Linked DNA regions of Mus musculus: region 2 is linked to region 1. The links are chromatin contacts, found by Hi-C or POLR2A ChIA-PET in ENCODE. All regions are on one chromosome and are shown on one strand. The core of a region is the stretch at or near the end of the contact, and the rest is flanking DNA. Distances in the headings are between cores, read along the strand shown. Region 1 holds the start of Ptprk (protein tyrosine phosphatase, receptor type, K). Region 2 overlaps Ptprk (protein tyrosine phosphatase, receptor type, K).

Region 1 (5,022 bases), core at 1,092-3,591:
TATATTGTCTTCAGCTAACCTTCCCCAATGTTTGATCATAAACTCTCTTCCCTCTGCAGTTTCCTTTCTCCATAAAATTCCATTTTGTATATTATGAAAGACATCTACTAAGTAACACGCTTTATAAATGGAGTTGGCTTGTAAGTAGACATTTAATTATTTTCACATTTTTTTTGTAAATATCTTAGTTCCTAAAACATTTTTTAAAATATATATTTGGTGTTAGTGTTTGGACAGCAACTAGATAAAAGAATATGAACATTTCATTGTTTTCTTAAAATAAAAAAATGCTGAGGTAGGAGAGTGGCAGGTTCAAGACCAACTTACTACTAAAGTGATTCTAAGCCCCCTAGTCCATGTTTGTTATGAGCCCTAAGGATAAAGCTCCAAGTTGCTTGCCCAAAATGTTACTGCATTTTTTCTGGTTTTATTGAGATGGCATCTCTATTAATTCCTTTTAAGGATTTCCTTCTCTGTCTTCCTTTCCCCTCCCTTGTTTGGGTAAATTACTTTCTCCCTAGTCTTGTTTCCTTGTATGTGTACCACAAGACTCTTACCTGAACTTGATTCCTAACTGTGGTAGTGTCCATTTAAGATGCCTGGTACACTTTAGGCACCCTCACAGCATTTTCGTACTGTTATTTCTCTACCATAGAGAAAATGAACCAAATTCTTTATCCCTTGACTCCGGGAATGACTATGACAAGAAGTGAGGTTCTATCCACTATCTGTAGGTCTCGGAAGGGCTTCGTTTGCATGCTTACTCAAACAAATTGCCAAGTGATGAACATTTTTCATGCAAGAATAGACAGACAAATTCATATATGGACAGACAAGTTTCCTTTGCCTTTACTCTGGCAAATTACTGCTAATTTTAGAAAGTTTTGCTAAGTCTTCAGAAAAGAAAATAATAGGTTTTTGGTTACCTGTGATCTAATAAAGCTCTTTAGTGTACGAAATAAGGACCCTTGGTAGAGTGTGCTTAAAGTTATAGGTTAATGAGCTAAGGAACATTGACATTGTACCCAGAGGGAGATGACTGAACTATGCTGAACTGAATTGACAAGTGTTGGGCTTGTTACAGGTACTAATGAGCAGTCATCAAGGCTGTAGCGTAACGGACTTTCTATCCTCAGCAAATAAAAAAGAAACCCATTTTCTCCCTTCTTCATCAATATGTATAATATATGTGCATAGATGTGTGTGTGTGTAGTATACAGTCACTTGCATCTATTCCAAACCTAGTCATAACAGCATGTATTAATTACAGAAATATGTGGCTCGGTTAATGATGAGAATGCTGTATTAAATTGAATTTCACTTCATTTTGATTTTAAAAGGCTAAAGACATTTTGAGTGACTGACAGGTGCCAATCAAGGCTATTATTAGCAGTTGCATATATAGCATCAAAATTCAAAAAAAAAGTTAGGCTTATTCAGTTTTGGTCATACTTACATGTGTCATAATTTGCAGACATGAGTAAAAGTAAGCAACTATACAGCGTTGCTACAGAAGCAAGTGAAGGTGGCATTTGGAGAAATCACACCAAGCTGCTAAGGTAGCAAAACTGACTTCCTGCCTGTAACACAGCACACAGCATTGGGTTCCTTCGGAGCAACCATGCTGTGCTCATTGTTGGGATAAACTCCTTTTATTAAATACTTATTTCTTATATAGCTACAAGACAGTAAAAATCAAAACAAAACCAAGTCTTGCTCTACTCCACCAGGCTATGCGAAGGCTGAGCGGCTGGGAGCTTCCCAATGACAAATAAACCAGAAACGAGGCACGCCAGCTGTTCACACTGGAAACTTACCCAACATTTTATTTTGGTCCAAGTTTTATTTATTTCGTGAACAAACGAGAGTAAGTTTTCAATGGGGTAGGGAGCCTTATTCCTTATCCTATCAATAAGGAAGAGTGAAATTTCAGTGCAGGTCGGCGTTTTAAAGGTCACATCTACGCTCCCTTTTCTTCCTACCACCAGCCGCTCTGGTGGGACCGCCACCTTGGGGACAGAACCCCAGGACACCTCTCCTCGGGCGCCTCCTCCGTCGTCCGCCCACAGTTCTGCCTCTCAGAGTTGAATCTCAGGGATCCGGCAGGGAGCTGCGCCAGGTCCCCCTTTCCCGCTCGCCGCCAGAGAGCCGCGCGGCCACCGAGCCCAGGTGGCGAACAAAGGCGGCGCGGGGCGCAGGGCGCGGGGCGCGCGGCCCGGCTGGCGCGCGTCTCCCTAGCAGGAGGCGGCAGTGGCGGCGGCGCGCACCGGAGCCCGCATTCCTCCGAAGCTGCCGGAGCCCGCGGGGCGACGTCACCCCAGGCTCCGCCCCCGTCCCTCCCAGAGCAAACTAACTCTGGACTACCCTGAGCAGCCTCTGCCTAGCATGGAGAGCGGCGGCCGCGGCTGGCGGGCGACGCTGGAGACGCTTTCGCCCGCGAGGTAGTTGGCCGACGTTGCGCAAGGACGAAAGTGCTGGCGGGTGGCCGCGGCGTCTCCGCGAGCCCCCCGACGAGGCCGGGCGGGCTGCTGGCTGGCGGATTTCACCGCGATTCCCCCGGAGGCTCTTTGCAAAGCTGCTTGAAACTTCTCCCAAACTCGCCATGGATGTGGCGGCCGCTGCGTTGCCTGCTTTTGTAGCTCTCTGGCTTCTGTACCCGTGGCCTCTCCTGGGGTCGGCCCTTGGCCAGTTCTCAGCAGGTGAGAGGTTGGGGGTGGTCTGTGTCTGTCCACAGTCTTGGACTCAGGCAGGAAGGACTGACTGATTGCTGGTGCTGGGTTCGGGGATCCAGGGGGCGTCCGCTTAAGGTGGCGGGGGTGGTGGTGGTGCAGGTTGGAGCTAGGTCTGTCCTGGGAGTTTGTGTCAGGCGGGACGCAGGGCCAAGAGCTGTGCGCCCCCGTGCGCAGGTAACTTTTACGTTCTCGACCCATTGTTTCTGAGGCTAGTCCGGCGCGCAGACAGCCCAGGGTGTGCTGGATGGAGTGTGTGGCGACCTTGCTTTTCCTGGGTGTTCTTTTTGCCTGGGAGTCGGGAGCAGTCCACAGCATTAGTTAGGGAAGTGAGGAAGAAAAAGTACTTAGGGCTCCCGGGACCACGATTTTATGGCTCGCTGAGCTGGCTAGTGGCTCTCTGTCGCCAGACTGTTCAAAATTTCCCCGGGAAGTCTTTGTGAGAATTGTGGAGACACATAGGGACCGATCTCGGTGTGTTCTGCCAGGTGCTTTTTGTCCCGGGTATAACCGCCTCTGACTATTGTCCAGCTACTTCCCGGTGCCTCCTGGAGGCTCCTTCCTCCTCTGCTGAGGGTTCAGAGTTGCTCCTGGATAGATTACAGAGCACACAGCGTGGAGCACGTTGTATGTATACATTGGCAGAGTCCGTACGACGTTTGTAAATGTAGCTCTAAGGGTAGATTCAGAGCTGTCCTGGGCAGCGAGTTCTGGGCTCCCATTCCCGGAAGGCTTACCCTATTTATGGGGCGAAGCCACCACAAAGCTCAAATCTGGCTCCACACCACCCTGAGTCCGCCTGGGTGACCTGGGCTGGGAACGTTCGCTGTTCTCCTGGACAACCCAGGAGTGAGACGTGATGCGATATTCCAGGCTATCCCTTTGAGTTCTAAGTAAAACCGCTCAGATAAGTCCCAGGATTCCGGGTCTTTCAGACTGGTGGTCTCTGTTCCCGTCCAGTTTTGATATCCTGCCTGTAGGTCGCTGGCTTCTATGTATCTGCCGGCTCTGAAGTTTCACCAGGTGGACGCTGGGGAGCGGGCTCCCAGGTTTAAGCCTCTGCCTCCCACAAGGCTTTACAACTTTTCTGGTTAACCCACCCAGCCCAGCAAGGTTGGAGGGCGCATCCGCTGCTGCCTTGGTTCCCAGTGTTTGTGGAAACACAGAGTGGCCAGAGGGTGACGGGAAACGCGACAGCCGCGCTCCTGGCTGAACCAGCAGGATGGGAAGACAGAACTTACTTTGTACTTGATAGTTTCATTGTTGAGACTGCTCGATTTCCTGGAAATACACTCACCATGATGTTTTCCGGAGCAAATCGTCCCTTAGCTTTTCTTTCCCCCTCCCCTTTAGGAGTTAGACCTCGGAGTCTGGAGCTTGAGTGTATCCTCCTCGTAGGCAGAGACTATGAAATGGTAGCAGGCAAAGGAAAGACCGTGTGTGGGGTGGTGTGCAGAAGGCACCAGCTCTATGCAATGAATTCCGACGACTTAATTTAATTTTCTGGTTTCCGCGTTACCGAGTGTCTCTGCCATACAATGCTGTTAGTATTGGAACCATGCTTGATGTAACTCATTATATGCAGCAAGTTGGAGGGAGTATTGATTTCTACACGGTGCTTGTCGCTTCACGGAGAGCCTTGCTTGAGGAGGCATGTTATTTGTTAATTGAACTTTACCAGTTACATGATTAAACACATGTATTTAGAACTGGAGACTAGTGATGTCTTAGCAGCTGATGGATAGATTTTCAACATGTGAGAATTTTTTCTCTTTAAAAATGTTATTTATCATTTAATCACTGTGTACCGAGAGTGCCTCATCACACTGTGCAGATTTGTTTCTGGGAGTTTATAATGAATGCAGGCTCCACAGATCTGGCTCTCATCCTTATGTTTGCCCACAAATGAAGGCCTTTTATCTCTTGAGTTTAAAGTCAGATTGCGCACCTATCTGTTTTTCTCCAGAGATTGAAAGTTGGTTTTTGTAGACATCTCTTTTCTTCTGGCTGTCATAAATCATTTGGTATTGTAATGCCATTAAACTCTATGGCATATTTGTTAAAAAAAAAAAAAAGCATTGACTAGGGACAAGAAATTGGAAGTGCTTTGTTTTGTTCCTTGCTTCCCCCCTTCCCACTATTCTATTTTAAATGAGGAACTTTTGGAGGCATTTAAATGAACATGCTTTAAAGAGCTGAAGAGACATATTTTCTAAATTCTAAAGTACTTCATCCTACTATATATGCATTTTATAACATGATCACCAAGGGTGGTTCACCACTTTCCAGGAGT
Region 2 (5,022 bases), core at 1,742-4,241, 100 kb after region 1:
CCCAGGGCTACCCACAACACTGAACCAGCAGGTCTTTCATATTGGATTGTGGATGTATGTGGCTAATAAAAAGTTTTTTACACTGCCCCCCCCCCCCCCCAACAGTTGAAATGAGCAACTGTCTCCACATTAACTCACGGTTTGAATGCCACTGTGTTTCAATCCTAGCAGTACACACTATATAACATCGGATTTGGTGAATACTCTTGCTATCAGGGCTACTCTTGAGGCAAAGCCACCTAAGTAGTTGGAGAGTAACTTGGGAGCTCTGATGGTATGATTGTCTATTGCTTTTCTGCAAGAAGGTCCTTTAGGCATATGGACTAGTGGAGATGCTGAGTTGATTCAAATACAAAGGGACTAAGTTTAGGAGCAGAATCCCCTCGGGACTCTTTCCTTTTGAGACCCATCACTGACAGGAAAGTACTGGTTGGAAGTTCCTTTGGTCTCTGTCAGTTTCTTATACATGAGCCCAATTTATCCTAAGACTGAACAGCTTGACTCAACGTTAAGCAGTACTTAACATTGGGAAATGTGGAGCTTACCCCTCAATCCTGTAGATATTTAAGTTGAGATGTGTAGTCTTACCTCCTGTCTCTAAGTGACTTCTCAGTGGCTGCCATTCTTCCTCTGCTTCCTTACCCTCTAGCTGCATAAGAGAACATTCTGCAGCGCGTTTTAGTCGCTGTGGCTTTCTTAAGAGGGACTTAACCTGTCTCCCTCCCTACCCGTCTCTTCTAAAATTAAGATTCACAGGACTAAAATACATTTCTTATTATATGTTCTATATTTCTGATGTAAAGACAAAGAACTGGGGCTGGGGAGATGGCTCAGTGGTTAAAGCCTTTGAGTCTTGCAGAGGTTTAGTTCTCAGCACCCGCACGGAAACTCCCAACTCTCTGTAGCTCCAGTTCCAGGGTATCCTGGAATGCTTCTTCTACTTCTGTTGTCTCTGACATGTGGAGTACATATATAGAGGTGCATGTGCACACAAACACACTCATACATGCACAGATTAAAGGAGTAAATATTTTTTTAAAATCCCCGTGTTTATTAAATGAAAATGTTAAAAATTTTGATCTAAGAAATTATTATGAAAAAGTAGATTTATTCCATATATAATACATTTTAAAATCTTGCCTCTGTCTGTCTGTCTATCTGTCTGTCTGTCTGTCTTCCTTCCTGCCTACCTGTTCCCCCCTCTGTTCGTGTGTGTGTGTGTGTGTGTGTGTGTGTGTGCCAGATGAGGACTTCAAATTTTCTGCTTTACCATTGTCCATTTTATTCCCAGGTCTTGGGTGGTGGTGCTCGGCACACCCCTGAGAGTCTCTCCCACTCCCCACAGCTCTGGGGTTAGAGGTACATGCTCTGTGTGCTTTTTACACAGGGGTAGAAGATGCTAACTTAGGTTCTCATTCTTACAGAGCATGTCATTTTACTGACTCCCCAGCCCTCAGTATACAGCTGGGAAACATAATCTGGCTCTTATAGAGTCTGTTAGAGTCCCAGGACCAAGTAATTAATTAGAAAACACAATGGAGAGCATGGTGGGTGTTTCTGACCTGTAGGACAATTGCAGCTGGGGTGTACACCCTGGTGCTTCATGTCACTTCATCTTGCTTCTTTATTTATCATGTGTTGGAAACAAGTAGATATTTCTTTTCTCTCTCTTTTTAAAAACCCACATTTATTTCATTTTATTTTATGTGCATGAGTATTTTGCCTGCATGCATGCCTGGTGTCCGACAAGGTCAGAAAAGTGTACTCAAGCCCCTGAAACTGGAGTTACAGATGGTTTTGATCTGTTATGTGGTTGCTGGGAATTGGAACATGGGTCTTTTGCAAGAGCAAGTGCTCTTAATTGCTGAGCCATTTCTTCAGCCCCAGCTATTTTCTTTTAGGATGATTATAAGGAAGCAGAAACTAATTTCCACCTAGCCATCCTCACGCACAAGCACATAAGAAATACATTAGCTCTATAATTTCAATAGCTGGTTACCATGTTGAAATAGGAAAATTAGTCCAACATCCCAATTAAGCATTACCTTTTAGTAGCACATGTAAAGATTATACCACCAAAAAAGTGTGGTAGGCAGGAGGAGAGTCTCTCAGCCCCTGGGGCTCACAATTGGTGAGTCACTGTATATCACTTAGCCTTGTGTTTTCTTATTGTAATAGGCTGAGTTTCGTGAATCATGAATTATTAGTTTATAAGAATAAGGTTATCTATTTGATGACACAGGACTCCCCGCACACCAAGCGTCATTCCTCCACTCCTGCTCTAACCTTTGGCCACTACTTTTCCAAACGTCCTAACCTGTAGATTATATTTTGTATGCTTTGTTCGACATGGTGCTATTTTATATACCCCCAAATTTACTACTTTATATATTTAAGACAATATGTTTGATAGTTTTCTTTACTAGTTAGTGATCTAAGAGTCTAGTAAATCATTATTTATTTAAAAAATGATACTGGGTGAGTAAGCCTGTCAAATGTGCATCGACTTTTGAAAAAAAATCAATGAAATCTTTATCAGATTTAGTATAATCAAATAGCAAAAGTTAATTAAAATTGGACTTCAAAAGAGGCAGGCAAGCCATCAGGGTGTTTACCATGGCATGAAAATTCTCTCACAGGTGTGAGAGAATATGATCCTTTTGCCCAGAGTTAAATATAATAGAGTAACTATGTAATTTATGTCATTATTTGCTAGTATTTTCTGGCTCAGAAGCAAGCCACAGGAGGCATAGTCTCCACTTATTCTCTGCACTGTACTGTTCCCAGGGTTTGTGGTCCTGCATTTCTGTTGGCTAAGTATTTTATGGAGTAGTCTTTGTATTGTCCTTTCCTTGTGTTCTTCCTGACTCAGAAAAGCAGATGGGAAGTGGGTTTCCTGCTGTCATGCTGAGTTTCAACTGCAAGGACCTAGCTGTGTTCTGTTATTTTTATCCTTGCTTAGATGTTCCCTGGGCGCCCCAAGCTTTCTGAGGGCAACAGAGTCCCACACAACTGGCACATAGGTCACGTGTCTAATGGATGGGCTTGTGTTTATCTCGTGACTTAGTAATTAAAGATTCATGGTTTACAAAGAGAAGATAAGCGTGTGACTGTTCATTGCTACATGCTAATTAAGCTTTAGCACTGTACCCTGGCTGATGGATTCCATGCATAACTAAACCAACACCTCCAGTTTCCACAACAGGAAATGTGCAAGGAAGCTCCTTCTGGGTTTTGGTTGGTATTTTTTTTTTTTTTTCCGAGGAAAGACTTTGTAAAAAAGAACAGATACTCTTTTTACCATTTTTTTTCAAAGTTTAAGGATTTAATTTCAGATTTTTCCGTGGCTGTAGGTGGAGTGGACCGCATCAGGACCATTCTGTTTCTGCTTTTCTTCTGTACATGTCTCTTAGTCTTAATTTAGTCTAATAGGTCCACTGAAAAGCCGGAATCCTATTTCAGATAATGCCTCTCCCTCACTCATTTCTCCCAAGGTTTTCTGAGCACCATATAGTAGGATTATGCACCTACTGGCCTTGCTGCTACCTGGGACCCCTGGATGCTTATTGGTTAACAGTTGCATATTTCTCCATAAAGAGGCTCTCTGCAGAGAAGGGAGACAGAGCTCTTTTGTGATTGACAGAGGATAGTGGAAGTATGCCATTGTTTGGTAATCATGGGAAAGTGCTTTGCAAAACTGAGGTGGGAGAAAAATCATGCCGTGTTTCTGTTCTGAAACAGGCTTAAAAATCAGGGATGGGTAAAGTGAATGTTGTGGGTAAGGAGGTCATTTCACTAAGTAGTCAGAGACACCCTGTTCAAGATTTACAGCTTTGTAGAGATCTGATTTGTTCAAATCTGTTCTACCTCACTATATTGACTTAGGGGTATTCTAATTGAAGAGGTGGCTATAACAGACATGGCTTGTCTCATGTGTTATATGATACAAACATTTTTTTAATGACGATTATATTCAATCCTTGTTTTCCCAAAGGAACATTGTTTTATTTTGTTTTAAATTTTTTTTTTTGAAATTTTGGGCAGAGAGCTTTTGAATAAACTGTGTATTCAAAAATAACACTGAGTAGGCTTTTTATGTCTATAGCTTCATAATAAATAAGTCTAGACTTGGTGAAGATATACTTTATTTTTTTGTCAAGATATAGGACCCATTAGACTAGAACACGGTATAGAATGCTAGCATTTATCTCTTCATTGAAAAATCTGAACTGAAAAGCAGGCAAGTTTCCTTGTACTGAGTCCTTTCCCCCCTGTTCTTTCCATCTCTGGGCCCAGGGAGGAAGCACATGGCTTATTCCTGTAGACAGTGAAGTGTGAGAGGGGAATTACACAAGCAAGAGATGCTTAGACTGTGTCTTGGGGCTTAAAGGACTGTTTATTTTAGCTCACTGCTTGAGGGAGCAGTCAGTCACAGCAGGAAACTGCTGGTCTGAGTGGATTGGGCAGGTGTGGAGGAGCTTGGATGGATCAGAAAATAGGGATAGGATATAAATCTTAAAGTGCGGCCACACCCTGAGATTTACTTTCTCCAGAAAGATTCCACTTTCAAAGTCTCCACAGTGTCTGACCTACTGCTTGCTACCCAATGGGGACCGAGTATTAAAACTCTTGAGTCTGTAGTGAGGGCATATTAGATATGAACTATGACATCATGTAAATGAGATTCTCTGAGGAGTCTTGATGGTTCTTCAGGAAGAAAAGAGTTCCCTCTTAAAGTTCAATGCAATATTATTAAGAGTGGGAAATGCAAAGAGGGCCAATTGAATGGCCAGTTACTTTTATGATCAAATACAAATATTCTTATAATTAGGCCAATTATGATAGAAGGTCGGATTTATTGACTAATTATTATTAAGTGTTTGTTCATGAAGTCAGGTAACTTGTAATGGTGATAGGCTCAGAAATAAACACTAATGATCTACTAGCAAATTAGTTTTCTTGTATTGAAGCGATGCTTACCTTTTAATATTATTAAATGTGTCTCTTGCTTTCCATTAGAAC

What was found. A loop is a pair of places that touch in the nucleus more often than their neighbours do. ChIA-PET counts read pairs that join two places held with the same protein, here RNA polymerase II (POLR2A).
Region 2: POLR2A ChIA-PET joins it to region 1 with 10 read pairs in embryonic stem cell. The contact joins the enhancer-like site here to the promoter of Ptprk in region 1. A Hi-C loop is called at or near these places in 3 of 37 maps with a recorded cell type or tissue (Patski and heart). POLR2A ChIA-PET finds 5 or more read pairs at or near these places in 4 of 5 experiments (Patski and embryonic stem cell).

Annotation. Positions count from the first base shown.
Region 1 is chr10:28,072,479-28,077,500 of GRCm38, forward strand. It overlaps Ptprk (protein tyrosine phosphatase, receptor type, K), which reads left to right and starts at 2,342. Exons shown (of 32, transcript NM_008983.2): 1 at 2,342-2,699. The coding sequence starts at 2,603.
Region 2 is chr10:28,176,171-28,181,192 of GRCm38, forward strand. All of the region lies in intron 1 of Ptprk (protein tyrosine phosphatase, receptor type, K), which reads left to right. Among named protein-coding and RNA genes, the nearest start is that of Ptprk, 100 kb to the left of the region's middle. Within about 2 kb of position 2,992, at least 1 of the 3 ENCODE cell types and tissues checked has a DNase peak (open chromatin) inside an H3K27ac peak, as active enhancers do.